3 separate regions of the Homo sapiens genome follow, and regions 2 and 3 are each linked to region 1. A link is a loop called in an ENCODE intact Hi-C map of the cell type or tissue named here. Cell type or tissue: Calu3. All regions are shown on one strand. Each heading gives the region's core, and the rest is flanking DNA. Links, peaks and the distances in the headings are about the cores only. Region 1 holds the start of MGAT4C (MGAT4 family member C). Region 2 has its middle 76 kb from the start of C12orf50. Region 3 overlaps C12orf50 (chromosome 12 open reading frame 50).

Region 1 (10,682 bases), core at 1,634-9,633:
AAAATTAATTCATGGATATAAGTTGTTAAAAATAGCTAAACCCAAGGCCCAGTACCTTTAGTGCTATTAAACATCTACTGCTTAATAGCTCTAGATTATTTTTTCATTTTATGCAGTTCGAATGTGAACAAGCTTCTCTGTCTCTAACTCTGAAAGAAGTGGAAAAGTCTTCATAATTTATTAACCCCTGAAAAGGGCACATTCGTTTGTCATAGCTTCAGAGGCAGAGAGAGAAAGCAGATAAAAAATCACATTCGTACTTTCAATTATTGAATTCTAATTTTACTGTCTTATTCTGCATACTTCAAATGGGCATTACTAAAGGGACTAAGTTCAGGGCTATTGTTTTATTATTATGCAATAGGACCACAGTAAAATATTTTGAGCCAAATCAAGTGTGTTCAGTTAACTTTTGTTGTACAATTTATATGTATGTCACTAGACAGATTCTTCAGTGGCTAATTAAATGATACTATCTAAAAACAATTTATCTTCAACTGATAGGTTCTACGTATGGATTGGTTTTCTCTGAGGAGGTTGTATTTTAGGCTTTTTATTTCTTTTAAATCACTGAGTATCTGTAAATAAGTTGAATAGCGAATAAATATCACTTTTTAGTGCCATTGTCCTAGGAACTAGCATTAGTAGCTACCAAGACAGTGAAAAAATTGGCCTTAAAAAGTAAATTGTCTCTAGTTTGCTTGTTCAAACACAAACTACTATCATTTGGGAGATATTAAGTTTTTAATTAAAATAAAAAAATTCTTCATTTTTTATTATTTTACTTATACTATAAAGAACCTTGTCCAAAGTCAAACAACTGTAAACTCGGCATACTATTACCAGCAAATAATTGATTGTAAAATAGACAATAAAAATAAAGCTAGCTTGCTTGAACATACATTATAAATACAAGATAACTTTGTCCAAAAATGATTGATACTGTTTTGATATCTACCACAAGCTATTTTATTCTTATAATATTTCAGTGACCACATTCAGAATCAAGTATGAGTTATAAAATAATTGATAGACTTTTCACAAAACCCAAATATAATGTAAAAATCTATTTTAGATTAAAACATACCTGAGAACTTAGAGACACACAGAAACACAAGAAATGCAAATGAATGTATCCTTTAACTTATGTTTCCTATTTCCCATAAAGTTTTTGGTTTTAATTAGCCACACCTTAAAATACATTCTACTTTTATAGTAAATTAAAGATGAGAGCTTTTCAGGTAGAAAAAAAATAATATGTGCAACAACAAGAATTTTTTTACATTGTTCAGTTATAAATGCCAAGTACCTAGAAGAGTGCCTGGCACGAAGTAGATACTCAAGAGAAGTGACTGATTAGATAACCGGCTGTATTAAGGGAGGGAGGGAGAGAGAAAGAGAAAGAAAGAAAGAAAGAGAAATTGATTGATTTGGGGCACTGAAATTTGTAAACCTGTTTCTGAGTCCTAGCTCCTCCATTTACTGACTTACTGACTGGGTGATCTTTGGCAACAAGTTACGAATTATTAGTCTCTGTTTCCTTAGTTGCATAATATCAATTACTTTATCACATATCAATTGTTAAGAATTAATTGTATATATACACAAGGTTGATAAAAAGATCTTTTAAACTTTAAAATGCATAAAAACATTACATTTATGTACCTAAAATATACACCTAAATATCCAGACATTCACACAATAAGTCCAAGCTGTCCAAAATGACATCATAGTTACTATATTTTTTGGCTTAAGTAAAAAGTTGGCCTGGAATGCCCAGAATTTCCCACTGTCAAGACAAGCATAGAATTCATGATCATTCAAGTGCTTGAACTGAGAAACTAAAAAACCAAGCAGTATTGTGCATTCAATCATTACATGAAACTAATAAAGGGGCTTACAATAAACTAAATTCTAGGAAAGTGTTAAAATATACAAAAGAGTATTATTTTGCAATAGGTAAAAACATAATTTGAGGAGTCATTTTCAAAAGAAAAAATATATCACCCCCAGCATATGGAGTATGCAGAGAACTTCAGAAGAGTTAATAAGTATCTTTTCATGGCTATTTTTTTCCATCTCTTCTTAATACTGGTTACATAAGTCAGACAAAGAACATATGTATTTAAAAGGAGGCAGAGAATAGGGCAGTACAAGTAACATCACACATCATTTATTTATGTCACCCTGTACTGGGAAGCCTTCCTAGGGACTTTGTGGCATAGGAAATTGCTATGATATCATTGATGTCCTCTCTTAAATTAAAAATAATAATAAAAAACTTTTTGTGAAATGAATGAAGTCCATTAGCTAGGTAGCTCATATCTCGTGTACTTGCGTTGTATAAAGTTGTCCAAAGGAAAAGAAGGAGATAAGCAATTTAACACTGCAGTCACCATCAATGTAGTGCATTTGTGACTAGCAAGGCTAATACTGAAAGAAGGAATCATACACAGAAAAAAATGCAATTTAAATGTCTAGATCATTCATTAGCTGAATAAGATTTTCTTCATTGTTGACAGAATGATATAAATAGATTTTTAAAGAATTAATTATTAGGAGACAAATGCTTTTCCCTTAGTTAAGTTTAATCACCTGTGAAAATGACACAGTCAGTACCACTGGGTTTTTCAACTTCACTATAGAGTACTTAGGGAAAGAAAAAAAATTCATTTCAAAGCAGTGACTCATGCTTTCAAGCTCATATTATCCAAAACTTTTAGATTTCACTTTAAATTTTGAAATTCACAGAATATACCAACTTAAATTTTTCTCAGCAAAAAATTGACTCTAGATGTATATTGGAAGCTTTTTGAGGTTTTGTTGATTACGTATTGTTGTGGCTGAGACATTAAGCTCACTTGTTTAGATTTAATTAATACACGTCTGACACTGTCTATAAACTTAGTTTTGTTCAGACCTGAATGGACTAAAGGAGACAATTCGAACAACAGTAATGTCTAGAGCTGCCAAACAGGACTGGGCTAGCAGAAGACACAGAGTGTGACATAGCTGAAAAACCCCTGCTGTCTTAAAGCTCAACTCGAGAATCTCCAAATCCTGAGTTTTAATTATCAAAATTACTAGTTTGCAAAGGCAGAAATATTCTATGTTAAAGGCACAGTAAAAATAAATCTAAAAAGCATAAGCACATCAACACTTGATGAACAAGCCATTATTCAAAAGTTTTATAACCCTAGGAGGAATGGAGATGCTATTAAAATAAAAGAGCACGTTAAACAAAATAACAATTAATTACACTTTTCTGTGGCTTTATTTCATAAATAACTGCATCCAACTTTAAAATAACAACAGTATGCTACTTTATACCATAATAATAGACAACATTTGAGGGGATACAAATGTTTTTGAATTCTTCATTTGTTATCATGTGAACATTCTCAGTCAATTGAAAGCTTTTAGTGTAGTGACTTTTCAGGTTCTCTGTCACATTCAATCACCTATCCATAGCAGTTCAACAGCTCTAAATATATTTGTTTTGCTACAATATAACAAGATCCTCAGGCATAAATGTTACTACTGACAAATGATTAAATAATATAAAGATATATTTTTAGGATTTAAATATTTTCTGGCTATGTAAAGACAGTATTTTATTATGCACCAAAAAGCATAACAAAAATGCAATAAATGATTTTAATATCTCTTAATTCCACAAAGAAACCCTTACATCCATTCTTAAAATTTTTCATTATTATTATTTCCAAATATTTAAATGGTAAATATGAATGTAAAGTCCTACAACTTTATTTCAGAAGCCAGAGCCTTTGCTCACTTGGTAAACTTTGTTTTCCCTGTATAAATGCAACTTTGGAAAACTGTCCCAAAGAACTGCCATTTAACAATTAGAAACTTTGACTCATTTTAAGTCTACAGCAACACTACTTGGTTGACCATTTCTACCACTATTCTTTAATACTAATAGAAAAATATAGAGAAATGATGCAGAATGATATACATACACATATACAGTTTTAAAAACACATTCAAAATTGTGGTCTTATAATAGCAGTATTTTCCTTTTTCTAAAGCGAAGCCGGATTTACCTGCCTTTCATTTTCTGCTGCAAATTAGTTTGTCAGGTACACGTTAGCAAGCTCTTTTTTTAATTCATTTTGCTAACTCCATAGTCCTTTAAATAATGATAAACATTCCTGAATAAAAGCTTACCAGATAGTAATCCTTTTTGACCCTTATAATATTTTCTCTGTAAGACACATCTACCTTTATTTTAAAAGAGAAGGTAAAACAGAAGAAGCCCTTACCAGAGACAGAGAAAACAATTCGTTCAGCTAGATCCAACAGTGCTCTGTGCAGCCTGGAAGCATGAGTGATCCTTGGGCCTCACACAAAAGCGAGATAATTGGCTCTCAATGAAGAGATGTAAACATCCATCATAATGGCACTGTGCTGAAACTGAACGCTACCTCAGCTGTTCTATGTACTCTGACTGGAAGATGATGTCACAAACATCAACTGGGTGTACTCTCATTGGCTTCTGTTACCTGGAATCATATCTTAACCCTAAACTGTCAGCTACAAATTGAAATGCACATTTCTGACTATAATTTCTGCCTTTAAAAGGAGAGTGAAAGTAATGTTGAGCTCCTGGGGGATCACAAACTGAAAATACTGCCCTCTAATTATGCTAAGACTGATTTACCTAATTAATTAATCAGAATTAGTGAAAATTTTATTTTCCAAATGTGTTTTGTTAAGTAGCAGTGTTTATAAAAGGTATTTGACAGAATGGATATTAAAGGACAAGATGTATGTAATCATAACATCTGGAATTTTAAATTTTGTAATTACTTTGCATTGATTTTACAGTACTAGCCCCTGAGATTTAAGAAACTCAAATTGAGAAAAATTATAATGTAGTCAATTGTACAGTGAAGTTTTTAATCAATTTTTTCAGAGCAGCCATTTGTTTTTAAATCTTCTAATAAAACCACAAAAATGGAAATGCATTTTATTCTCTGAGTGTTAAACACTGTTTGCAAAGTTTCATGTAATAAACCTTAAAGTTTATTACATGATATTACATGAAAGAGATATTAAAAGCACATCACTAATACAATAATGTTAAATATTGGTTTTTACAAAGAGTAATTTATAAGCCACTGGAACTTCAGACAATCCCATTTCAGTAATTGAAAGCTACTCTATGATATAGTGCTGTTCTTTTTGAGCACACACAGGGAATAATTATCCATCTCTTACCTTCTATCTTGACAAAAGCCCCAGATTTCTCCCCAGGCTTAAATCCAGTGGGAGAGGAGGATAATGGGCTAAGCTGGTTGCAGCAGCTTGCTGCCAGAGGGACAAAACTACAATCACCTTGAAATATACCCAAGCTTTCCCTACTGAAAGGAGCTGTCAACCGCATAACTGTGAGATGCAAGAATTACCAGAGCTATTCAATGACCAGTTCCTTCTAAATCTAGCCCAGCCATATCCCAGGGCAAGCCCTTTGAAAGCTGTGCAGCTCAGCATGCGAACAGTACAAGCACCTGGAGAAAGAGCAAGGAAATTCACTTCAACCACCCCAACTTTAGGGAAAGGAAAGTCACCAACAGTGCACTTGCATGACTTTATGCTGTTTCATTTATTTCTGAATAATGGATTCAGGGCAAATACTTGTTACATTCCCTCTGCATTTACAGTGACAGAAAATTATTTTTACTCAATGGCCTCAATAAGAGTTCAAAAAGTTGATAATATATGAAAATACACTTTCATATGTTCACATTTCCTCCCAAGTTCTGACTTTTATGATAGTCAGTTTATTTGATTACTCTGAGAAGCGAGTTAGCATGTGACATGGGAGCAAGAGTTCTAGACTAGGGTTGAAATGATTCATCCTCCAGTTCTTGCTCCACCACTTACTATCTGTAAAAACTCTGGTAACTTAGCATCTTTTATGTATAGACTGAGAGTGGTAATGCTACATACAGCAAAATAATAATAATAAAGATATGGGGATCAGATGAGACAATGCATAGAAGCTTGTTATATAAAATAAAAAGTATTACATAAATATAAGATAATTAATATTATCGTTGTTATGAAAACAATCAAATGCGTTAATTTTAAAGACACATGGAAGATTTAAAATTTAGAGTTACTTTGGTGCCCTCAAAATAATGATATAAATATGTTAAACCCTTAATATTTCAACTCAAAAATAATGTTGCAAATTAACTTGATTTATAACACTGACTCACTCAATTTTTTTTTTGTTTGTTTGTTTTGGAGTTTTAACCCTCCCAGAATAATTTCAGCATGTTTTCTACATGCAACAGGATATAATCTATCTATCTATCTATCTATCTATCTATCTATCTATCTATCTATCTATCTACATTCAGTTAATTTTTAAAGACAAATGTATTTTCTGGTGATTTTAGTGCACAGAAATCATAACCTCTCTTATTTGTTTTGCATTTGTTTGGGTGACAGAATGCCACATATAATGTGCCTAGAGAAATACAGCAATATAAAGATTGGGAAACTTAAATACTCCTAGGGCTCTGCAGGCATTTTTGTTTGTTTGTTCATTTATTTATTTGTCAATTTCCACAGGTATCAACGTATAGGCATTTTGTATCAATAACCCACATCCTACACAAAATTTGTTTACAAGTGAATAAGGTACCTAGTAAAGAAAGCTGGTTTTTGTTATTAAAATATGTCAGTGAGATTTTTTAAGAATATAGATTTCAATGCTTAAATATTATACAAGATGGAGTCTCTAATGAATTACTTAGTATTTTAAGGACATACACTTATTACATATGAAAATAATTTCATATTTAAAATTTGAATTGTTTAAAAATTAACAAAATTATTGGCTTATACTTTAATTCCTAGGAAAATTGATAGGAAAAAAGATAATGTACTAGAAATACTTCATACTAACGTTGGACTAGAATAATGAGTGAATCTTTATCACATACATTAAGTCAACTTCAAATTTTGTATTTATTTATTAGGACAGAATTTATATTTTAGTTTTAAATAATTACATTTATACACTCAGGAACATTCAGATAAATACAGGATATAATAGTTCATATATGAATATCAGTTTTATTACTCCAAAGTATATTTTATACATAAGGACAGAAGAAAATATATATACATATATTCTCTTACAGTGGGGAGAAATCATTAGAAAGTAATAATTAGTAGAATTTATAAAATTTTTTTGTGATTTTTTAGTGGTGTTTCTTTTGGAAAAGTAGAGATACTAAACTTCAAGACCTTTCAGTAATTTATTTTCAGAATGTCCTTTGGAAAAAAGTCTGATGATACTTGGACATCAGTCTGCACATGTATCTGGGTTAAGGTCAAAAATAAGATAGTGTGTATGTGATGTGAACATTGATAATAAGACACGTAACTGTTTTCTACTATACTAAAATAATATTATTAAGAAATACAACCTGATTACAAAATGTAAAAAAAATTCTAAATGTAAAAATGTTAAAACTTTAAGAAACTACAAGAAAAATAAAAGGATGGTGTCATTTCTTGAATATTCTATTTAATATACACATGTGGAAAAGTAAAATGCTGCATATAGCTCTAATTTCATAAAGGAATAATAACAAACACTGCATTTGAGAATGAATTTACCAACGTTGTCTCATTATTTATTACATTCCTCCAACTAAAATGGCCAGCTAGCATTTGTGAGTTCAGAGAATATAAAATATTTTAACTTTAATAGTGTGTAAAAGTTTAATATGAGGGGGCAAAACACTCTATAGACATCAATTTAAGCTTCATTCTCAGTAAATGTATATTAGTAAATATCTATAATAAGATCATTTCAATAGTTTTCATAACTCAGCACCCTGACTAGTAACATAATAGCCCCATGTCATAAAGCATACAACACTAGATATGAAAAGTCTTATTTTGTTTTTTCCTTTTTTTGAACAACATTGTTACAATTGTAACACCTGTAATTCAAGAAAAAAATTTGTTGAATGTGGTGAGAGGAAGCTAACCAATTTTAATGTAGGCATTTTACTATTCATTAGCATTATTTTACTACATAGACACATAATTAACAGATAAATAGGCTTTATTGCATTAGGGTATATTAAAATTAAATCTGCTCAAAAAATGGAAGGACAAGTTGGAGTATCAAATAAAAATTTATATCAAATACTTATTAATATGTTTGCAGAGAATTAGGTGGTAAGAGAATTAAAAACACAGAGACAAAAGAGAAACATGCCCTTGTAAAAACGCTTGTTGTCCACAGCTGGCTCCCACCCACCTTTTATTGTTTCAACCCCTTGCTCCCACTGAAAGTAAGCACATCTGTCCCTTAAAGTACTGTCTTAATTCTAAACTCGTTTCTCAATGTACCCTGTTTAATAGCTATGTGGTTACTTAGGGCCTTTTAAAATTAGAATATGATGCAGGCACAGCCATACCCTGATAGGCAGAAATAGCCAGAAGCCTACTACCTTTTATTTTTAAATTTATCAAAGTTAACATTGAATAATTTACAATGTGCCAATTTCCTAATAGAAAGAAACCTCCAAATCAAATTATTTTCATAGTAAGGTGTGTTTCCATAGGAAATGAAGCAGAGTTAGTTATTATCTGCACTTACTTTCTCTAGAATAGCTCCACTATTAGAATTGGATCAGAGCATAGAGTGTAAGTCAGAGATTCTTCTGTTCAATTATTGACTGTATATTTTATGCACCATGACAAGGAGCAAGTTATTTACCTTCCCTGAACAATGTTGTCTAACTTGTGATCTTTCTCAAAGGCTTCTTAAAGTTATTAAAAAGAGAAATATATTATATAAATTATTTAGATCATTATTTAGTACTTGCTAATTGGTAATTGCTCAAGGGACAAATTTTTCCCATATCCCATTATATTTTTATATAATAAAAATATCTTTGAAACAGAAACAAAGCTATATACCTTTTTTTTCCATTGAAGAGAAAGGTTTGTTCATTAAACAGCATATATAGCTACTCAAATGAAGGTTTTGTTCATTAAACATCATATATAGCTACTCATAAGTATTAAACAGAACCATGAGGAACAATGGAGCACATGATAAAGTAAAACTGTGTCTGAGAGAAGCAGCATCTTAAAACATTTGTGTGGCAGTTATAAATACTTGTCTAGCACTACCTTGTACAGAGTAGTAGCTCATTAAACATGTATTGAATTGATTTGACATTTTAAGAATTGGTGAACCTCTGCAGCAGAACATATTTAAAAACCCAAATTGCATCAACTTCACTTCTATTCATTCAATAGACAAAAATTGAAGACCTTATATAATGCCAGACATTGAATTAATTGCTATGATGCAAACATGAATATGACTCATACTTCAGTTTCAAGGAAACCTTAGTCAAGGGAGAGCTTGAAACCTTAAATAAAATATACCAGACCAATTTTCTTACTGGTCAGTTAACATAAACGAAAGTTTACCTAGAAGGCTGAAATGTCAAATATTTCTGTTCCTCATTTGAATTAGTAAAAAAACATCAGCAAGCTATTAGAAGCAATTTCCTGAGAAAAGTAACTTTTAAGATATATAATAATGTCATGACTGATTCAGACCAATATTTTGCAACCCGTGTATCTATCGTACTCTATTGATTTTCAATATGCACAACCAAGACCAAGAGGCATATCAAGGCACTCAAGTACCTTCTGAATCATCTTGAATTGATTAGGTGTAATGGAGTTCATGATTAATTGAGAGCATACCAGAAGTGTGTTGTACCTTGGGGTTTCACTCTGCCTTGTAAGGAAGTAAGAATTACAGTGAAGGGAAGTAAGAATCACATTACAGAATGTAAATGAAGGAAACTCTTAACATCCCTCCCCCACCACATTCATGCCTTGTTTAAAATCCTTCAGAAGTTCTTGTTCTTATAAGGAGAAAGGCAACCCCTTTAACCCATTTATGCCTCAGGTTGCAATTTTTTGAATTTTTGCAATCAGATCTTGGCTATGACATTGAGCAGTAGGATATAAATAACTCCCACATGCTTAGCGTTCCAATATTAGAACACTAGGCATAAATTTAATATAGTTTACAATGTCCTGTATGATCTGACCACAATCTCTCTAGCCTTACCTTCCACTAGCCTTCTCATCTCACTGTTGTGTTTCTCTCTTCTCCATCGCAAATGACAAGTTTCAGTCCCATTTCTTCCATAATTTATTTTGTTACAGAGCATGTTCATATATCCAGACAGTTGTTTCTACCTGGAATGCTTTCTACCCATTCTTCCTTTCATATTACTCCTTATTCTCACATGTCAAGCCATTTGAATCTATCAGTCACTCATAGTCATATTGTATCTTTCAGCCACAGGCTCTTTGCATATGCTTTCTATTCTAAATACTTTTCTATGCATGCCATCTTTCTTTTTATCTAGGTGTCTCTACTCATTCCAGATCAGCTATCCCTTTTCAAAGAAGTCATTCTTGCCTAGCTTATTAAATCAAATCTCTTTAAGTGACCTTATATCCTGATAGCTCTCTTTTGTTGCATTTATCATTGCAATAGATTTACTTCTGTGACTTTTAAGATGTTTGTATCTTCCACTAGGTTCTTGAAAGCAGACATTCTGTCTGCTTTTGCTTACTCTCTTAGGCAT
Region 2 (10,682 bases), core at 1,098-9,097, 1.7 Mb after region 1:
ACTGGAATGAAATAAAAGAGGACACAAACAAATGGAAGATCATTCCAGGCTCATGGATAGGAAGAATCAATATCATGAAAATGCCCATACTGCCCAAGGTAATCTACAGATTCAATGCCATCCCCACCAAACTACCAATGACTTTCTTCACAGAATTGGAAAAAACTACTTTAAAGTTCATATGGAACCAAAATAGCCCACATTGCCAAGACAATCCTAAGCAAAAAAAACAAAGCTGGAGGTATCCTGCTACCTGACTTCAAGCTATACTACAAGGCTGCAGTAACCAAAACAGCATGGTACTGGTACCAAAACAAAGATATAGACCAATGGAACAGAACAGAGCCCTCAGAAATAACACCACAAACTTACAACCGTCTGATCTTTGACAAACCAGACAAAAACAAGAAATGAGGGAAGGATTCCCTATTTAATAAATGGTGCTGGGAAAACTGGCCAGCCATATGTAGAAAGCTAAAACTGGATCCCTTCTTTACACCTTATATAAAGATTAATTCAAGATGGATTAAAGACTTAAATGTTAGACCTAAAACTATAAAAACCCTAGAAGAAAACCTAGGCAATACCATTCAGGACATAGGCATGAGCAAGGACTTCATGTCTAGAACACCGTAAGCAATAGCAACAAAAGCCAAAATAGACAAATGGGATCTAATTAAACTAAAGAGCTTCTGCACAGCAAAAGAAACTACCATCAGAGTGAACAGGCAACCTAGAGAATGGGAGAAAATTTTTGCAATCTACCCATCTGACAAAGGGCTAATATCCAGTATCTGCAAAGCACTTTAACAAATTTACAAGAAAGAATCAAACAACCCCATCAAAAAGTGGGCAAAGGATATGAACAGACACTTTTCAAAAGAAGACATTTATGCAGCCAACAGACAAATGAAAAAATAAATGCTCATCATCTCTGGCCATCAGAGAAATGCAAATCAAAACCACAATGAGATACCATCTCACACCAGTTAGAATGGTGACCATTAAAAAGTCAGGAAACAACAGGTTCTGGAGAGGATGTGGAGAAATAGGAATGCTTTTACACTGTTGGTGGGACTGTAAACTAGTTCAACCATTGTGGAAGACAGTGTGGCGATTCCTCAAGGATCTAGAACTGGAAATACCATTTGACACAGCGATCCCATTAATGGGTATATACCCAAAGGGTTATAAATCATGCCACTATAAAGACACATGCACACATATGTTTATTGTGGCACTATTCACAATAGCAAAGACTTGGAACCGACCCAAATGTCCATCAATGATAGACTGGATAAAGAAAATATGGCATATATACACCATGGAATACTCTGCAGCCAAAAAAAAGGATGAGTTTATTTCCTTTGTAGGGACATGGATAAAGCTGGAAACCATCATTCTCAGCAAACTGTCACAAGGACAGAAAACCAAACACTGCATGTTCTCACTCATAGGTGGGAAATGAACAACGAGAACACTTGGACACAGGGTGGGGAACACTACACACCGGGGCCTGTTGTGGGGTGGGGGAGTGGGAGAGGGTTAGCATTAGGAGAAATACCTAATGTAAATGATGAGTTAATGGGGGCAGCAAACCAACATGGCACATGTATACATATGTAACAAACCTGCACATTGTGCACATGTACCCTAAAACTTAAAGTATTATAAAATAAAATAAAATAAACAATTTACAAGAAAAAGAAACAACCCCATTAAAAAGTGAGGAAAGGACATGAAGAGACACTTCTCTAAAGAAGACATACATGTGGCCAACAAACATATGAAAAAAAGCTCAACATCACTGATCATCAGAGAAATGCAAATCAAAACCACAATGAGATACCATCTCACAGCAGTCGGAATAGCTAATTAAAAAGTCAAAAAACAACAGATACTGGCAAGGTTGTGGGGAAAAAGGAACACATTTACACTGTTGGTGGGAATGTAAATTAGTTCAACCATTGTGGAAGACAGTGTCGCGATTCCTCAAAGACCTAGAGGCAGAAATACCACTTGATGCAGCAATCCCATTACTAGATATATACCCAAAGGAATGTGAATCATTCTATTATAAAGGTACATTAACACATTATGTTCATTGCAGGACTATTCACAATAGTAAAGGCATGGAATCCACCTAAATGCCCATCAATAATAGACTGGATAAAGAAAATATGGTACATATACACCATGGAATACTATGCAGCCATAAAAAGGAATGAGATCATGTCTTTTGCAGGGGCATGGATGGCACTGGAAGCCATCATTCTCAGCAAACTAATGCAGAAACAGAAAATCAAACACTGCATGTTCTCACTTATAAGTAGGAGTTAAATTATGAGAACACATGGACACACACTGGAGCATGTTGGAAGTTGCAGGATGAGAGAAAGGTGAGCTTCAGGAAGAATAGCTAATGGATGCCGGCTTAATACTTAGGTGATGAGATGATCTGTACAGCAAATCACCATGGCACATGTTTAACTGTGTAACAAACCTGCACATCCTGCACATGTACCCCTGAACTGAAATAAAAGTTGGAAAAAAAAGAAAGATTTGCATGCAGTGGTTCATTAAGATCAATGGCAAGGTCTGAACTGATATAACCTATCCTGCTGGATTCATGAATGTCATCAGCATTGATAAGACTGAAAAGAATTTTTGTCTGTTGTATGACACCAAAGGTCACTCTGGTGTTCATCATACCACACCTGAGGAGGCCAAGTACAAGCTGTGCAAAGTGAGAAAAATATCTGTGGTCACATGATGGTTCATGATGCTCACACCATCTGCTACTCGGATCCACTCATCAAGGTAAATGACACCATTCAAATTGATTTGGAGACTGGCAAGATTACAGATTGCATCAAGTTGAACACTGGCAACTTGTTGACACTGGTATCCTGTGACTGGAGATGCTACCTTGGGAAGAATTGGTGTGATAATGAACAGAGAGAAACATTCTAGATCTTTTGATATGGTGAATGTGAAAGATGCCAATGGAAACAGCTTTGCCACCCAGCTCTCGGACATTTTTGTTTTTGACAAGGGCAACAAACCATGGATTTATCTTCCCCAATGAAAGGGTGTCCACCTCGCCATTGCTGAAGAGAGACAAAACTGATGGCCAAACAGAGCAGTGGCTGAAATGGTCTCTAGACATGTTAGAGAGATCTTAGTACTTAATTAAAGTTAATACAGCATGAATAAAAAAAAATTGAAAGTTTCCTACATACCAGACACTGTACTGAGTAGTTCACATGCAGCTGAATGATAAAACAGACACCTCATTATCCTCCTTACTTAGATGATGAGATAGGCTGGGTCACTTGTCCAAGGTCACTCAACTAGAAAGGAGCAGAGTTGGAGAGGTTCAAAAGTTAGTCTTGATTACTCTGGACACATGCTCTATGCACTCTGTTCTTTGTTGTTCTTGTTTTTAATCTCATCTTATTGGCTGAGTAGCCCCTCTTCTACTGTAATAGCACATTATAGAAAAGAATAATGGTGGGATTTCATAAGTTGTATTCACATCGAGAAAAGTGATTTCAAGCTGTAATGTTGGTTCTTTCTTAATTATGACTTCAATCCTTAGGAGTGAGGAGAAAAGCTCAACCTATCTGACATTCTCTCTAAGAACCTAAGGCCACAGACACCTTGTAGAACGCTGACACAGGAATTTCTGACGAAGAAAGGACATATGAGTGTGTCCATAAGTATTAACACCTAAGTGTAAAGAGTAAAAACAACATTCTGAAACCAAGAACCACTCCAAAAGGAGTAAAACTTGCAACTATAAAAGGGGAACATTGGGAAGGTTTTCTCTCTCTCCTGTGGTTTGTTTACCAGGTTCAGTGTTTATAGAAATACGATCATCCCAGGCCTAATAACACTTACATTATAGTTTTTTATTGTTTAAATAACACTTTGTGACAGGGGTTTTCAACTTTTGTAGTACTGACATTTGAGACTGGGCAACTCTGTTGTGGGGGATGGGGGCTGTCCTATGCATTGTAGGATGTTTAACAGCAACCTTTAGCCACTAGATGCCAGTAACACTCCCATAATTGAGACAATCAAAATGTTTCCAAACATTGCCAAATATTCCCTAGGGGAGCAAAATTGTTTCTGGTTAAGAACAAATGCATCTGGGGAAATTTATACCAAATTTTTTTTTTTTTTTGAGAGAGAAGAGTCTCACTCTGTCACCCAGGCTGGAGTGCAGTGGCGCGATCTCAGCTCACTGCAACATCTGCCTCCCAGGTTCAAGTGATTCTCGTGCCTCAGCCTCCTAAGTAGCTGAGATAACAGGTGCCTGCCCCCACTCCCAGCTAATTTTTATATTTTAGTAGAGACAGGGTTTCACCATGTTGGTCGGGCTGGTCTTGAGCTCCTGACCTCAAATGATCCGCCCACCTCAGCCTCAAAATTCTGTGTCTAGAAGAGACAGGGAAATATGATTGAAGGGAGAAACAATGTGTAACTGATTATACAGATGAATAAAGTAAGGGAAAAATGGGGACCTTTGAGTGAGTGCAGATAATGTGTTTTAGTAGTTATGGTACTTTGTAAGTACACGTTCATAATTTGCCTTCACGGTTTTTTGGTCTATTTAGTCTATTGTCCTTCAAGATTTCAGGGCAGTAGATTATTATGTCCTAATATCCCTCTATAATGGTATAAAGAAATATTTATATCCTTCTCTATTCCAAAGAGAAAGCAAGACAGTAATTTTTTACACATAATGACATCATCCTATGAACATTATATTTGTAAATACCATTGTCAAGAAATATACCTTGATTGAATATATTTCTAGCTATAAATAGCAGTTTAATAGAGGATGAAGCTAAAGCAGTACTTGGAGAAACTGTTTCTCTCTCTCTCCCTCTCTCTCTCACACACACACACATGCAGGCAAACACACACACACACACACACACACACACCTTTTCAACTTGCCAAAATAACTACATTTCTCCAATACATAATCCTCCTCATCTCAAATTTAAAACTAGTTAGTTAGCTCCTGACAATTTATCCATGTCAGCAGCTACCTAATTTTTTAACAAGAATCAATATATTACCAGTTTTACACAACTTTATGTGTCTCTTTCACTCATATTCAAATATGTAAACTTTTTTTCTCATCCTCAGGTTTTATTAGTTTTGCTTCAACTCTGCTCTTTCTTCCTTTGTGCCCTATTTCTTTTCTTGTTTTATTTCTTGCATCCTTCTTTATTCCCTGGATAAAAGGAAGATTGTCATTCCTGACGCAAGCATTCATGACCTGCTGGCCCCAACAGCTACACTTGATTTAAGTAGGGCCTCGGGCAGCAACGTCACCTTTGTGAGGAGGCACATACACCAAAGCTGCAGCCTAGTCCTTGGGAGGAGTACCAAATTTGAACTGGGGCAACCTGGGCTGCTCTCCTCTCTACCCTAATGCCAATCATCGCTGCCAGCATGATTTCAACAAGGGCATCAAGAGAACAATATGCCTTGGAGTGTCCCCTGCTTCCTCTGGCTTTATGCTTTTATTTTCAAAAACTGTAGAAGCCCCCAGCGACAACAGAGCTTCTGTGGACCCTTATAAACTGAAATAAATTACTCTTTCTCTCTAAAACCTGTCTTTGATGAAAGGTTATGATTTGTTTATTTTCATTTCTGAAGACTCCTACTGCTAGTGTCAGTGAGTTAGAAGTAAATGTACCCAAATAAAATGTTTTACTGTCAATGCTTGCTAGATTCGTGTTCTATTCCTGTGATCGTCCTGCCCTCTAGTGTTCAGCACACTGATATCTTTCCTCACTTATTTGTTTTTATCTTCTTATCAAGATTTCTTCAGGGCTTTGCCTCTTCTATTAGTGAAATTTGATAAGACGTCTATGCTCAGCAATAAATAAATATTTGTATTTTAATTAAAGAACTGAATATAAGAATTAAGGTTTAGGAACTTTTAAATATATGAATACTTAAAATAGATATAAGCATTTTCAATTGTCATCATAGGAATTCCCTTTGAAGCATCTCAAAGTGGACACAGGTCAAAACCAAACTCCACACTCCTCATCTCCAACCTTCCATTTGTTCAGACTAAAAGCCTTGAGTTAATCTTGACCTCTTTCTTTCTCTCATCCTGCATATCTATGAGAAAACCTGTGGGTTCTCCTACTGAATAAATTGGAATACACCCTTGTCATCACTACCAAGACATGAGTTCTCTCACTAGCGTTACGGTGACAACCTTCTCACTGGTCTCCCTAAGGCCATGGCTCCCCTCCCACATGGAGTCTCTAAGCCTCACCAACCACTGTAGTTCTTTAGAAATGGAAAGCAGATTGCGGCATGACTGCTCAAAACTTGAAATTGCTTTCCACACCTCTCAGAGAAAAGGCTGAAGTCTGTAATTTGGCCTACAATCCCTATCTGACCTGCCTCCACAACCCATTGCTCTGACCTCCTCTTTTACAACACACACACTCTCTCTTTTAGTTTAGTTTGTTTATTTGTTTGTTGGGGTTTTTAAATTGATTTTATTTATTTATTTATTTATTTATTTATTTATTTATTTTGAGCCTGAGACTCACTCTATCACCCAGGCTGGAGTGCAGTGGCACAATCTCGGCTCACTGCAGCCTCCGCCTTCCGGGTTCAAGCGATTCTCCCACCTCAGCCTCCCGAGTAGCTGGGACTACAGGCGCCGGCCACCACACCTGGCTAAGTTTTGTATTTTTAGTAGAGACAGGGTTTCACCATATTGTTCAGGCTGGTCTCGAACTCCTGACCTCAGGTGATCCAACCACCTTGGCTTCCCAAAGTGCTGGGATTACAGGAGTGATCCACTGTGCTTGGCCTGCTGTTCCCTCTTGCTCAGAATGTGTTGACCCTAGGTATACCTAGGAATACTATACCTAGAAATACTACTAGGTATACCTGTATAACTTGCTTCCCCACTTCCTTCACAGGACTCCTTTCAAAATGTTATAAGTGAGCCCCCTTACCCATCATAAAACAGCAAACTCTACTCCATCCCCCCGATATGGTTTGGCTGTGTGCCCACCCAAATCTCATCTTGAATTGTAGTTCCCATAATCCCCACATGTCCTAGGAGGGACCCTGTGAGAAGTGATTGGATGATGGGGCGGTTTCCCCCATGCTGCTCTCATGATAGTGAATGGATTCTCACGAGATCTAACAGTTTTATGAGTGTAGGGCATTTCCCCTGCTTGTACTCATTCTCTCTCCTGCCACCTTGTGAAGAGGTGCCTTCTGCCATGGTTGTAAGCTTCCTGAGGCCTCGCCAGCCATGCAAAACTGAGTCATTTAAAGCTCCTTCTTTTATAATTTCCCAGTCTCAGACAGTTCTTTATAGCAGTGTGAGAACAGACTAATACATCCTCTCTTGCTATCTAGCTAACATGCTTCATCCTTCCCCCTGAATTTGTCACAGTCCCCTGAATTTATCATGGTCAAAACTTATTATAATTAAATGTCTGGTTAATGCCTACTCACAGTTTGCCAGTGGATTCCTGAGAACCATGGGAATTAAGATGGTTTATGGTTCCCTTCTTTTATTTATTTATTTATTTAATAATTTAAACTTTCATTTAAGATTCAGGGGGAACATGTGCAGATTTGTTACCTGGGTATATCGTGTGATGCTGAAGTTTGGGGTACAATTGCTCCCATAACCCAGGTACTGAGCATAATACTCAAAAGTTTTTCAATCCTTGTCCCCCTTCCCTCTTCACTCCTCTAGTAGTCCCCAGTGTCTGTTATTGCCATGTTTATCTCCATGAAAACCCAATGTTTAGCTCCCACTTATTAGTGAGAACATATGGTATTTGGTTTTCTGTTTCTGCATTAATTCACTTAGGATAATAGCCTCCTGGTGAATCCATGTTGCTGCAAAGGACATGATTTCATTCTTTTTATGGCTATGTAGTATTCAGTGGTGTATATGTACCACATTTTCTTTCTCCAATCCACAATTAATGGGTACCTAGGTTGATTTCATGTCTTTGCTATTGCAAATAGTGCTGTGATGAACATAAGAGGGCATGTGTCTTTTTGGTAGAATGATTTATTTTCTTTTGGATATATACCCAGTAATGGGATTGCTGGGTTGAATGGTAGTTCTAAGTTCTTTGAGAAATCTCAACTATTTTGCATAGTATCTGGACTAACTTACATTCCCACCAACAGTGTATAAGAGCTCCCTTTTCTGTGTAACCTCACCAGCATTTGTTGTTTTTTGACTTTTTTTTTTTTTTTTTTTTTTTTTTTTGAGACAGAGTCTCGCTCTTTCGCCCGGGCCGGAGTGCAACGGTGCTATCTCGGTTCACTGCAAGCTCCGCCTCCTGGGTTCACGCCATTCTCCTGCCTCCGCCTTCCGAGTAGCTGCGGCTACAGGCGCCCACCACCACGCCTGGCTAAGTTTTTGTATTTTTTTTAGTAGAGACGGGGTTTCACCATGTTAGCCAGGATGGACTCTATCTCCTGACCTCGTGATCTGCCCGCCTCGGCCTCCCAAACTGACCTGAGATGATATCTCATAGGAGTTTTGATTTACATTTTCCTAATGATTACTGATGTGCAACATTTTTTCATATGTTTTTTGGCCCTTGTCTGTGTTCTTTTAAGAAATGTCTGTTCGTGTCTTTTGCCTACTTATCTTTGTCTACAATTTTAAATGGGGTTATTTGTTTTTTGCTTGTTGATTTAAGTTCTTTATGGATTCTGGATATTAGACCTTTGTTGGAGGCACAGTTCGCGAGCATTTCCTCCAATTCTGTTGATTGTCTCTTTACTCTGTTGATAGTTTGTTTTGCTGTGCAGAAGCTCTTTAGTGTAATCATCCCACTTGATTTTTGGTTTTGCTTCAATTGTTTTTGAGGACTTGGTCATAATTTCTTTCCTAAGGCCAATGTCCACAATGGTGTTTGCTAGGTTTTCTTCTAGGATTCTTATACTTTGAGGTCTTACATTTAAATCTTTCATCCATCTTTAGTTAATTTTTTACATGCTAAAAAGTAGAAGTCTAATTTCATTCTTCTGCATATGGCTAGCCAGCTACCGCAGTACCATTTATTGAATAGGGAGTCCTATCCCCATTGTTTATTTTTGTCAACTTTATCAAAGATTAGGTGTTTGACTTAATTTATGGATTCTCTATTCTTCTTCTTTGGTCTGTGTGTCTGTTTTTGTACCAGTACGATGCTGTTTTGGTTACTGTAGCCTTATAGAATAGTTTGAAGTCAGGTAATGTTATGCCTCTGGCTTTGTTCTTTTTGCATAGGATTTCTCCAGCTGGTCAGGTTCCATGGCTCCATATGAATTTTAGAACAGTTTAGGACACTTTTTTCTAGTTCTGTGAAAAATGACATTGGTAGCTTGATTAGGAATGGGATTGAATGTGTAGATTGCTTTGGGTAGTATGGTCATTTTAATGATATTGATTCTTCCAATCCATGATCATGAAATGTTTTCCATTTTTTTCTGTCATTTATGATTTCTTTCAGCAGTGTTTTGTAGTTCTCCTTGTAGAGCCCTTTCACCTTCATGGTTAGATGTATTCCTAGGTGTTTTTTTGTTGTTCTTGTTTTGTTTTGTTTTGTTTTGTTTGCAGTGATTGTAAATGGGATTGCATTCTTGAATTGGCACTCAGCTTGAACATTACTGGATGTATAGAAATGCTACTGATTTTTGTACATTGATTTTGTATCCTGAAACTTTATGGAAGTTATTTATCAGTTCCCAGATATTTTCATTGGAGTTTTTAGGGATTTCTACCTATAGAATCATATTGTCAGCAAGAGATCATTTGACTTCTTCTGTTCCTATTTGGATGCCTTTTCTTTCTTTCTCTTGCCTGAGTGCTCTGGCAAGGACTTTCACCGTTATGTTGAGTAGGAGTTATTCCAGTTCTCCAGGGTATTGTTTCCAGTTTTTGCCTGTCAATATCATGTTGGCTGTGGGTTTGTCAGAGATGGCTCTGATTATTTTGAGATATGTTTCTTTAATCCCTAGTTTCTTGAGGGTTTTTATCACAAACGGTTGTTGGATTTTATCAAAAACTTTTTCTGCATCTATTTAGATAGTTGTATGGTTTTTGTTTTAAATTCTGTTTATGGAGTCAATCATATTTATTGATTTTTGTATGTTGAACCAACCTGGCATCCCAGGACTGAAGTCTAGTTGATCATGTTGAATTAACTTTGTAATGTGCTTCTGGATTCCGTTTGCTAGATTTTTTGAGGATGTTTCTGTCTATGTTCATTAGAGATATTGGCCTAATATAGTAGTTTTCTTTCTTCATTTGTCTTTGCTGGGGTTTGGTATCAAGGTGATGCTGGCTTCATAGAGTGAGCTCAGGAGGAGTCTTCCTCCTCAATTTTTAAGAATAGTTTCAGTAGAATTAGTACCAGCTCTTCTTTTTACAGCTGGTAGAATTCAGCTATGAATCCATCTATCTGGCCCAATTGCCTCCTTTTACAACCAACAGTAAACTCATACAAATCCTGTGACCAACTTGCCCACTTTAAAGAGATCCTGTTGTCAATGGTAGAGCATCTTTTACTTTGAAAAATAATCCTAATCACTCATCTTGCTTCTGTGAATTGCAAAGCATCAACATGGAAATGTGAACTCTCCATGATTTATACTATTTTGAA
Region 3 (10,682 bases), core at 791-8,790, 1.7 Mb after region 1:
AAGCAAAAACTGCATCTGGGAGGCTAAAAACTGGTCAGAGATTTCAGCATCTACATACTGCTTGGGAGGTAAAATTTGGCATTCGAGCTTTGCCAGAGTAGAGGTATCTTGGTGAACATCCCATGTCTCAGTTGATAACCCAGTAAAGCAATGCTTTAGGGGTAAGGGTCTTGTCCGAGGAATAAGGACTATACCTTCAAAGAAAGGAAAAATAATGTATCATCTACGGCATCATCCCTAATAAAGCCCAAAGCTAGTCCTTCACAGAATCAAGGTGGTCTGCTGATAGTCTAGCTGCCTGCCAGGAGAAAAGTTTCTCTGTGGAGAAATAACATCATTCATACACTATGTAATTTTTATCCATATTGTTCAGCATCAAATAAAATATTAGAAGGCATAGTAAGACAGGACAATTGAGCAAAAACCTGAGGAAAATGAAAGATATCCAAGCGTAATCAAACAGGAAGTTGCAAAAAATAACAAGAACATTATCAAAATAGAGAACTGATGGAGAATTTAAGTAGAAAATCAATAAGAAGGTCAAATAGAAATTTAGAATTTAAAATACGGATTAAAGAGCAGAGAGGAAGAGAATTAGTGAACAGGACAGTAGGTTGTCAGAAAGTATCCAGATTTATCTAGAGAAGTCAATAAGAAAAAAATATTTTAAATGGGCTAGAGACTTAAAAATGCACCAGACAAAAGAGAAAGTCAAAATGGCCAATAAGTTTATGAAAAGGTGCTAACATTATGAGTCATCAAGGAAATACAAATTAAAACTACAATGATGTACCACTAGCCACTCACCAGAAAGGCTAAAGTTAAAGGACTGAAAATACTAATTGTGGGTAAGGATACAGAGCAAGCTAATCTCAAAGAAAAGGTGTGCATATGGCCTTTAGAAGACATGTACAAGAATGTTAATAATAGTCCCAAACTGGAAATATTGTCTGTCAAATCCCAATATCAATACTCATGGTGCTTTCATGCATTGTTTTTATGTTTGTTTGTTGTTTGCAAACGTACGCAGAGTGGTGAAAATTTTGAGTTGCTGGACCCGCACATTCCTAGCTGAGGTCTAACAATGGCAGTGCTCAGCATTCTCATTTCAGTTCATACAGAGATGATCAGAGAATGGCTGGAGACAGGAGAGGGCAGCACAGCATGGTGGAAGAAGCTCTGGCTCTGGGGAGAGGTGGAAGGGGTTTGAGTCCCAGTTCTGAGGCTTGTTAGTGAGGCAACCTCAAGAGAGTCACTTAAGACTTCTGAACTTTGTTTTCTCTTTTGTAAAATAAGGAAAACAGAATATACCAGGATGAGTAATTTCTACGATTTAAGATTATAATCTGTGTGAGATGTAGGTATATGTGTGTGTGTACATAGTTCCCCGAGGAGCAATGGTTCAGTGTTTGCTAATTCAGTGTTCATGTCAGCTTTATATATAGCAACCAGGAATAACAAGAATCAATTGTGTGTGTGTTTGTGTGTGTATCAACTGTGTGTATATATATACTATATACATAGAGAGAGAAATGCCCACGTTTGTTTTCATATATATGTACACATATACAGTATATGTCTTACATGTAGATATGTGTGTATATATGTGGTATATATCTATCTATCTATAGAGATTTACTGCTACAATCAACATCATGGATCAGTCTAATACAAAGAGCATTAAGTAAAAGAATCCAAACTAAGAGTTCAAACTGTATATTTCCACTTATATAAAGGTCAAAAAATGCAAAATTAGCCTATAGTAATAGCGACCAGAGTACTGGTTACCACTGGGAGAAGACTATTGACTTGGAGAGAAAGAGCCATCTGGAGTACCATAAATATGGTTATATTGATACATACACAAGTAAAATTTTAACAAGCTATTCACTTCAGATCTGTGAACTTTATTAAAGTGCAATAACACATTAAAATAATATTAAGACAAGACAATGCCTCAAGTATTTTTCTTGAAATGAATACTAATTCATTAATTATAATTTCAGTTTTGATCATCTTCATTTCAAAGATGTCTTATGAATGCAGGAGCCTAAATATGTTTAGATATATCTATCATATACACATACCCAGAAGATTATTTTATCTAGTGACACAGAGAACATTATGATGCCTGGAAAATCAATAAGCTTGACTATACCAGAACTTAGTATACCAGATAATGGAATTTTTTAAATATTCTTTTAGTATGGTTTTTCAACTAGTTCATTACTCTAACAATATTATTAATATTAGGCTAATGACAGTATAATGACATTCTCACATTTTCTAACTCCCAACAAAGTAGGTAATATATTATTAATGTTACAACGTGAAGGAAAGTTTATTTTTATATGAAACCATTAGTCTATCAATGGTTAAAAATAACCTTTTATTAACCAAAAAAGCTATCTGATTTAATGATATTTCAACAAACTGTTCGATTAGAACTGCTCGGGTTAAGTGGATCCCACTTATATAGGTTAAATAGACAGTGGGAACTCCGTTAGGAGAGACTGCCAGTGTTTCTAATTTGTAGCTAAAACTTATTGCTTCAAGGCAACCAAACAATTACAGCTAGACTAAAACAATTACAGCTAGACTAAAACAGCTAGACTAAAACTGCTGCAGATGTAAGAAAGGAGAAAAAATAATCAAATTACCTTAGCACCAAAAAAAAAGGGCAGTGGGGGGCACACAGAAGAAAATGGCTGACACCAGGACAGCAGAAAGTATCACCAATATGCCTAAGAGATACTGGTACTTACTGATACCTGCTCTCAACCTCCTTCCTACTCTTCACACACATTCTTCCCATCAGCCACACCTTTCAACCTCCCCACAAAATCTCTATATATTTTCAAAACAAACGCTTGGAATTTTCAGTCAAAGGACAGATTTTCCAACATGTTTATGCTAAAAAGCAGTTCCAAAATATTTAAGCTATAATACACAGTTAGAATGTGATGACAAATGATATATATTTGAATATAGCTCCTTTAAAGTAGACTTTAAGTCCACTGGGCTCGGTGGCTCGTGCCTGTAATCCCAGCACTTTGGGAGGCCAAGGCGGGCAAATCACCTGAGGTAAGGAGTTTGAGGCCAGCCTGACCAACATGGTGAAACCCCGTCTCTACTAAAAATACAAAAATTAGCCGGGTGTGGTGGCACGCACCTGTAGTGCCAGCTACTTAGGAGGCTGAGGCAGGAGAATAGCTTGAACTCGGGAGATGGAGGTTGCAGTGAGCCGAGATCGCACCACTGCACTCCAGCCTAGGTGACAAAGTGAGACTTCCATCTCATAAATAAATAAATAAATAAATAAATAAGTAGATAAATAAAAAGTAGACTTAATCAAATGATTTATTAAGTGCCTCCTTCATTTATAGCTCTGTTATAGTATATTACAGCACATACATAACACCTGAATTCATTATAGTCTGGAGTTGAGCCTACACACAGACACACACACACACACATACATGCACACACACACACAGGTTTCTCATTAAAATATGAAAAATGGAATGTCTTATACACTGAACACAAATTCGCACAAGGTATTTGGCAGAGATTTTGGTCTCTGAAAGCAACTGATTTTGTGATATACCTCCAAACTCTTGTGTTAAACATGACATGGACAAAAAAAGAAAATTAGTTGTAAAAGATAAAATTCAGACTCATTTATTATGTGGTGATATATTCAGGGTCAATCAGTAATAAATTAACTCACCTCCATTTTCAAAAGCAGCAATGTCAGTCTTTGGTTTCCCATGCAATGATGTTTTTATTTCACCTTGCCTTTCATATTGGCTAAGTTTTGTCGGAACTGTAAGACTATCTCCTAGAAATAAGAAGAAAAAAAAGTCACCCCAGAAATTATTAGATGCTTAAATAAGAAATTTATGATAGAATGCATGATGAAAGTAAAAAAGCTTTAAAGTTAATGCAAGTATTGTTTGCACAGTGATCTGATAAACAATAAATTAATAAATACATGAGTTTTAAATTCTGTGTCAACAAAGAAGTAAGCAAGTATATTCTCCTATTTGGATTATTTATTCAATGGCAATTAAAAATTGTAAGCAATCTAACACTATTGTATATACATAATATATCTAGTTTGATATGTTTCTCATATAAGGAATTTTGTAATATTACTTTTGATTTTATCTGTTCACCATGAACAATCAGATAAAAAGTATTAGAGTCACTATTGACTACAAAATGCTAACTACACTGATAATTAAATAATACTCTCAGCTTTCCCCATGCATTTCTGGATAATTTTCTTCTAAAATAAACTATTAAAAGCAAAATAAAAGAGACATGACAACCTAATGCAATGTGTGATTCTGGATTGGATCCTAGACTAGGGGAAAAAATTTATTTTACTATAAAGCACATTAATGGCATAATTGGTAAAATTTGTGGGAAAAGAAGGTTATAAATGATATTCTATCAGTGGTTATTTTCTGATTTTTATATTTATACTACAGTTAATGTAAAAGCAAAGAGGTATCATGTCTGTAACTTATTCTCTCGAACAATTCAGAAGATTATAATAACAATGTGTATATTTAGAGAGAGTGAAAATTCAAATGTGGTAAAATGCTAACGTTTGAAGGAAATCTAGGTGAAGGGTATATAGGAATTAACCAAAACTATTTAAAAATAAACAGCCTTTTAAAGCATAATATAAAGCAAAAGTACATATAATTGTCTTTATAATCTGCCCTTTTTAATGTTCATTGCTAACTTGTTTTCTTCTTTTGTTTTTGTTTCCTTTTGTTTTTTCTTCTCTGAGCAGTGCTGGCCTGCAATCTGTCCTTCCCTATATGGTTCCCAAGGTTTGCGGGCTCTTCTCCGTCTGATGGTGTGTTGCTGCCACCTATCGCCACGTTTGAATAGTTCGCTACAAAACAGACTTGCACAACATATTGCAGATGTTCATCCACAGTAAATCAGATTCTCCAAAGGTAAGCGCCATAAAAAGCAGAGCCTTCGATTTGTTCTCCAGCATGGCCTCTGAAATAGTCTGGTCCACAGAAGACTTTCATTCAATGACCAAATAATCTCTGTTCTGCCACTAGTGTCATTCTGTGATCTCTCTTTTGTTCTTCTTGGGCTAGTCTTACTTTTCTATTCAGAAAGAAAAATCTAGACCTCTTTGGCAGGGGGATTTATTTCAAAGACAAATAAAATGGTAAAAGCAAATTATTTACAGCATTACCCCATGGAGTGTGTAGTGTCATTACGTGTTAATGAAGTCTATTCATTCTGTCACCTCTCTAGGATAACATAATCCCATTAATAGCAGCTTTGGGTCATCCAATACAAACACTTTCTTCTAGTGCTCAATTACGATGTATTATTTATCACTTTATTCTTCTGTACATCATACTAAATAATTCAGTCTATCACACCAAGTATATGTTATAGATCACTATGAATGCTGCCTTTTCATTTCTTACCTTCTTGCAATTCACTGCCATTTTCCAAAGGCTTTTCTAACTGTTTTTCTGCTGTAGGTGTCATGCTTTTTGATGACAAAATATCTGGAGGAGTATGAAATCTGTAGTATTCCCCTAATCAACCATAAGAAAAGTAATGGTTAGTATATTTATCACATCAAGTATTAGAAAATACAAAAATGTTTGATTTCTTACCAGATTTATAACACATCTCCTTTATTGCTCTTTTTTCTTCAATTTCTTCAGGGGTCTTTGTCCATAAACTAGAAGCATCTATAGGATATAGATTTTTTAAATTAAATTGTCCCAAAGCCAATTAATCTGAAAATTTATAAACCAGAAAGGAAAACCCCAAATACTGTTCTCATGGATAGATTACTTTTTTATATTTCTAAAATCAATAATTTTACATACTAGTACATGTTTCAAATTGCTACATTTTAAGTATTCAAAACAATGTCAAGAGAAAACAAAGGGCTATGTATTATGTACTTTGAAATGAGACGCTGAATGTACAGACTCAATGTTGAGATGGTGTATGTTTATTTCGAGGTTGATGTAGGCATGAGAGACATGGAGCTGCAGCACACAGAAATAGTAATAAATAGCTCAGTGTACTCCTAAGCACAGAAACTATGGTGTCCCGTAGTCCATAGAAGGACATATTCCAGCACAAAGACAGATCGAGAGTTTTTCTTCATGTTTATCTTGTATATACACACTTTCTGGCACCACTGTGCTGGGTTGATATGGGAGGCAAAGGATGAACTAAAATGCAAAAGACATGGGTCCTAAGCCTGTTCATACTCTTGTGAGGATGACTTAGAATAATGCAGATGACAGTGATTTATAGATTATTAACTACTACATAGATCTCTATAACTTCCAGGATTAAATGTGAAACTGATATATTATTAATACATATGTAGATAAACAGATACACTTGTGCATCAATGTTTTAGAAACATATATAAAAAACATAGCTTATTAGTATCTCTATAAGCATCTGTAGATATATAAATATCTATATATATACATTTATATAGATATACATTTTACTTTAAGTTCTGGGATACATGTACAGAACGTGCAGGTTTGTTACATAGGTAAACACATGCCATGGTGGTTTGCTGCACCCATCAACCCGTCATCTACATTAGGTATCACTCCTGATGTTATCCCTCCCCTGGCCCTCCACCCCACAACAGGCCCTAGTGTGTGACATTCCCCTCCCTGTGTCCATGTGTTCTCATTGTTCAACTCCCACCTATGAGTGAGAACATGTGGTGTTTGGTTTTCCATTCTTGTGTTAGTTTGCTGAGAATGATGGTTTCCAGCTTCATCCATGTCCCTGCAAAGGACATGAACTCATCCTTTTTATGACTGCATAGTATTCCATGGTGTATATGAAGCACCTAAATATACTTAAGCATCAGATCTGTCTCCCAGCTATCGTACAACAAAAACTTTCCAATCCAAAAGATCATAAATATGTAGCAAATTAGAACATAATGAATTAAATTAGTTTAATACAATTATAGTTATTTTCTCAGCAAAATCTGCCTTATATATTACATCATAAACCTTTACAGTTAAACACATATGTAAAAAATGTGAGGTTTTTGAATGTGTATTGTAAACCTGAAAAAAGTTCTACTAACCATTTTGTTCATCTACTTCCTCTTCTTCCTCAAAATTAGTTTTTAAAACTAAAGGATGGTGGATGGGTCGTGATATATTTTCCTGAGGTTTCAGAGGTTCTTGACTCTGGGACTGGAGTGGAATTCCTTCCTGAATTTCTTTCTGTAGTGTGATATCTGCAGAGAAAATGCAACATTTCAGTCTGTTCAAGATATATGTGATGATAAGTAGATGTAACAATCAATCATTGCCCTCCTAATTAACTATATATTATTTTAAAATGTGTACAATAATAATACATTAATGGATTGTGTTTCTACACACTAGCAATGATTAAACTGAAAATGAAATGAAAAATAATCCCACTTACAATAGCATCAAAGAGAAAAAAGTATTTAGGAATTAATTTTAACATAAGATGTGCAAAATTTATATTCTGAAAAAGATTCTGAAAATATATATATTGAAAAAGATTTTTATCTTATTTCAATAAAATAAAAATATTGTTGAAAGAAGTTAAAGAAATGTTGAAATGGAAAGATATCCTTGTTTATGGACTGATTTGTATTTGGTATGGCAATATTTTCCGAATTAATCTATAGGTATGATACAACTCTTATCAAAATCCCAATGGACTTATTTGCAAAAATTGAGAAGCTGATTCTAAAATTTATATGGACATTACTACAAAACTAAAGTAATCAAGACTATCTGGACTAGCATAAAAATAAAAGTAGATCGATGTATCATTGGAATAGGACTGCAAGACCAGAACTAAATCTTTATATGAATCAATTTATGCTCAGCTGATTTTCAAAAAGGGTACATAGACCATTCAATGGGGGAAAAAATAGTATTTTCAACAAATGTTGCCGGGACGACTAGATTGCCACATGCAAAGTAATTAAGTTGCACAACTTCATCACATTAGAAACAAAAATTCATGCAAAGTGGATGTAAGAACAAAATGAAAGATCTGACACTATAAAACTCATAGAAGAACCCTTAGGTCATGAAAAGTTTTTTAGATATGACACCAAAAGAAAAAGCAGTCAATGAAAAGTAGCCAGCCCCCTGGCACATGGGGGTGAGCCATGATAACACCTGCCAACAAGTCCCAGATTTTGCTGGAAAGCAGTTCCCAGCCCTCTCAGCCAGATAATGAAGAAACACTCAGAACCCCAAGGTGACACAGAAAGAATAAATAAGATCCAGCCTGGGCAACATGGCTAAACCCTATCTCCACAAAAAAATACAAAAATTAGCCAAGTGTGATGGCGCACACCTGTAGTCCCAGCTACTCAGGAGGCTGAGGTGGAAGCATCACTTAAGCCTGAGAGGTTAAGGCTGCATTTAGCCGAGATCATGCCACTGCACTCTAGCCTCAGCAACAGAGCAAGACTCTGTTTCAAAACAAAAACAAAAACAAACAAAACCAAATGAGATATCACTTCATACTACAACGATTACAATGATTAATTTCTTTACTAAAAAGACAATAACAAGTGTTGTCAAGGATGTGAAGAAACTAGAATCTTTGTACACTGCAGTTGGGAATGAAAAATGCTGCAGCTACTTTAGAAAACAATTAGGCAGTTCCTCAAAAGGTTAAATATGGAGTCATCACATGTCCCATCTATTCCATTTTTAGCTACATACCAAGAGGTGTGAAAATATATGTCTATATTATACAAATGTAATCATTTGTACACAAATGTTTATATCAACATTATTTATAATAGTCAAAAAGTGGAAACAACCTAAATTTCCATTGTCTGATAAATGGATAAATAAAATGTGGCATATCCATAGAATGGAGTGCTATCTGGCTATAAAAAGTAATAAAGTACTGTTGCATGTGAGAGCATGGATGAATTTTGAAAACATGCTAAGAGGAAAAAGTCATTCACAAAAAATAATATATTATATGATTCCATTTATACAAAATATCAAAAATAGATATATTTATAGAAACAAGAAGTAAAGTAGTGACTGTGTAGGTTTTGGGAATTGGAAAAAAATGAGGAGTAACTGTTAATGAATGTGAGTTTGTTTTTTGGAGTGATCCAATGTTTCATTGGAAAGAAATGAGAGGTAACCGTTAATGGGTGTGGATTTCCTTTTTAAAGTGATCCAATGTTCCAAAATGGAATATTGTTCTTTGATCCATTTTGAGTTAATTTTTGTTTATGATGTGATGCAGTTGTGCTACTTAATTACTTTGCATGTGACTATCTAGTTGTCTTAGCACCATTTGTCGAAAATACTATTCTTTTCCCCATTGAATGATCTATATGCCCTTGTTGAAAATCAATTGAGCATAAACTGATTGATATAAAAGTTTATTTCTGGTCTTACAATCCTGTCTCAATGACATATAGATCAATTTTTATGCTAGTCCATATAGTCTTGATTACTTCAGTTTTGTAGTAACTTGTAGATTTTGAAATCAGGAAGTGTAAGTCCTCCAAATTTGGTTTCCATTTTCCTGATTTTTTTTCACTATTCTGGGTCCCTTAAATTTCCATATAAATTTTAGAATCAGCTTCTCAATTTCTGCAAATAGGTCCATTGGGATTTTGATAAATTCTACATTAAACCTGTGGATCAATTTGGAGAATACTGGCATACCAACCACAAAGTCAGTCTATGAACAAGGATATCTCTGTTTTTCAAGGTTTTCTTTAATTTCTTTCAACAATCTTTTGTAGTTTTCGAATATAAACTTTGCACATCTTATGTTAAATTAATTCCTAAATATTTTTTCCTCTTTGATGCTATTGTAAGTGGGATTTTTCTCATTTCACTTTCAGTTTGTTCACTGCTACTGTAAAGAAACACAATCCATTACTGTATATTAATATTGTATCCTGCAATGTTGCTAAATTTATTTCTAATAATTTTTAGATTTCTAGAATTTTCTAAATAAAAGATCATGCCATATGCAAATAGAGATAATGTTGCTCTTTCTTTCCAATACAGAAGCCTTTTAGCTGATGATGTTGCAACAATTTCCCTGTCTTGACTGCAAATGACAAGAATGAACAACCTTGTCTTCTTCCCAATCTTAGGGGTAAAGCTTTCAGTATTTCATCAAGTATGCTATCAGCTGTGGATTTTTCATATATATTCTTTATCAGGTTGAAGAAGTTTTCTTCTGTTTCTAGCTTGTGGAATATTTTTTATAACGTATGTGTGTCAAATTTTTATCAACTGTTTTTTATTCATCTGTTAAGATGATCATGTGTCTTTTGCTCTTTATTATATTATTGTGGGTATATTATTATTATTATTATTATTACAGAAATTGATTTTGGGAAGTTAAACCAACCTTGTTTCTGAGTTAATCTCACTTAGTTATGGAATATAATCCCATTTTAAAGCTGTCAGATTTAGTGTAATCGAATTTTGTTGAGTATTTTTCAGTGTCTATATTCATAGGAAAAGTTTGGTCTGCAGTTTTCGTCTGATGTCTTAGAACATCTCATAGACATGAGTTGGAAAGTGTTGCATCATCTTTTTTTTTTTTTGGAAGAATTTATGACAAATTAGTACTAATTTTTCTTTAAA

Evidence for each region. Hi-C counts contacts between places; a loop is a spot of excess contacts. Peaks named below come from ENCODE experiments on the same cell type or tissue, not always from the same donor. Only the 100,000 strongest peaks of a DNase experiment are listed, where the experiment ranks them.
Region 2: a loop joins it to region 1, with 5 times the contacts of the local background. A loop is called at or near these places in 3 of 110 quality-filtered maps.
Region 3: a loop joins it to region 1, with 5 times the contacts of the local background. A loop is called at or near these places in 4 of 110 quality-filtered maps.

The regions. Positions count from the first base shown.
Region 1 is chr12:86,251,953-86,262,634 of GRCh38, forward strand. MGAT4C (MGAT4 family member C) reads right to left here and starts at 4,439. Exons shown (of 5, transcript NM_001351288.2): 1 at 4,287-4,439. It overlaps LOC105369877 (a long non-coding RNA gene), which reads left to right and starts at 10,061. Exons shown (of 3, transcript XR_001749240.2): 1 at 10,061-10,682. In Calu3, for the core only: no CTCF peak of the experiment used is centred there; no DNase peak of the experiment used is centred there.
Region 2 is chr12:87,947,666-87,958,347 of GRCh38, forward strand. It overlaps the pseudogene RPS4XP15. Among named protein-coding and RNA genes, the nearest start is that of C12orf50, 76 kb to the right of the region's middle. In Calu3, for the core only: a CTCF peak has its summit at 5,781 (motif pointing left); a DNase peak (open chromatin) is centred at 5,786.
Region 3 is chr12:87,990,903-88,001,584 of GRCh38, forward strand. It overlaps C12orf50 (chromosome 12 open reading frame 50), which reads right to left. Exons shown (of 13, transcript NM_152589.3): 4 at 7,133-7,288; 5 at 5,667-5,744; 6 at 5,472-5,585; 7 at 3,731-3,841. Among named protein-coding and RNA genes, the nearest start is that of C12orf50, 33 kb to the right of the region's middle. RefSeq lists an enhancer at 4,924-4,983. In Calu3, for the core only: a CTCF peak has its summit at 4,881; a DNase peak (open chromatin) is centred at 4,879.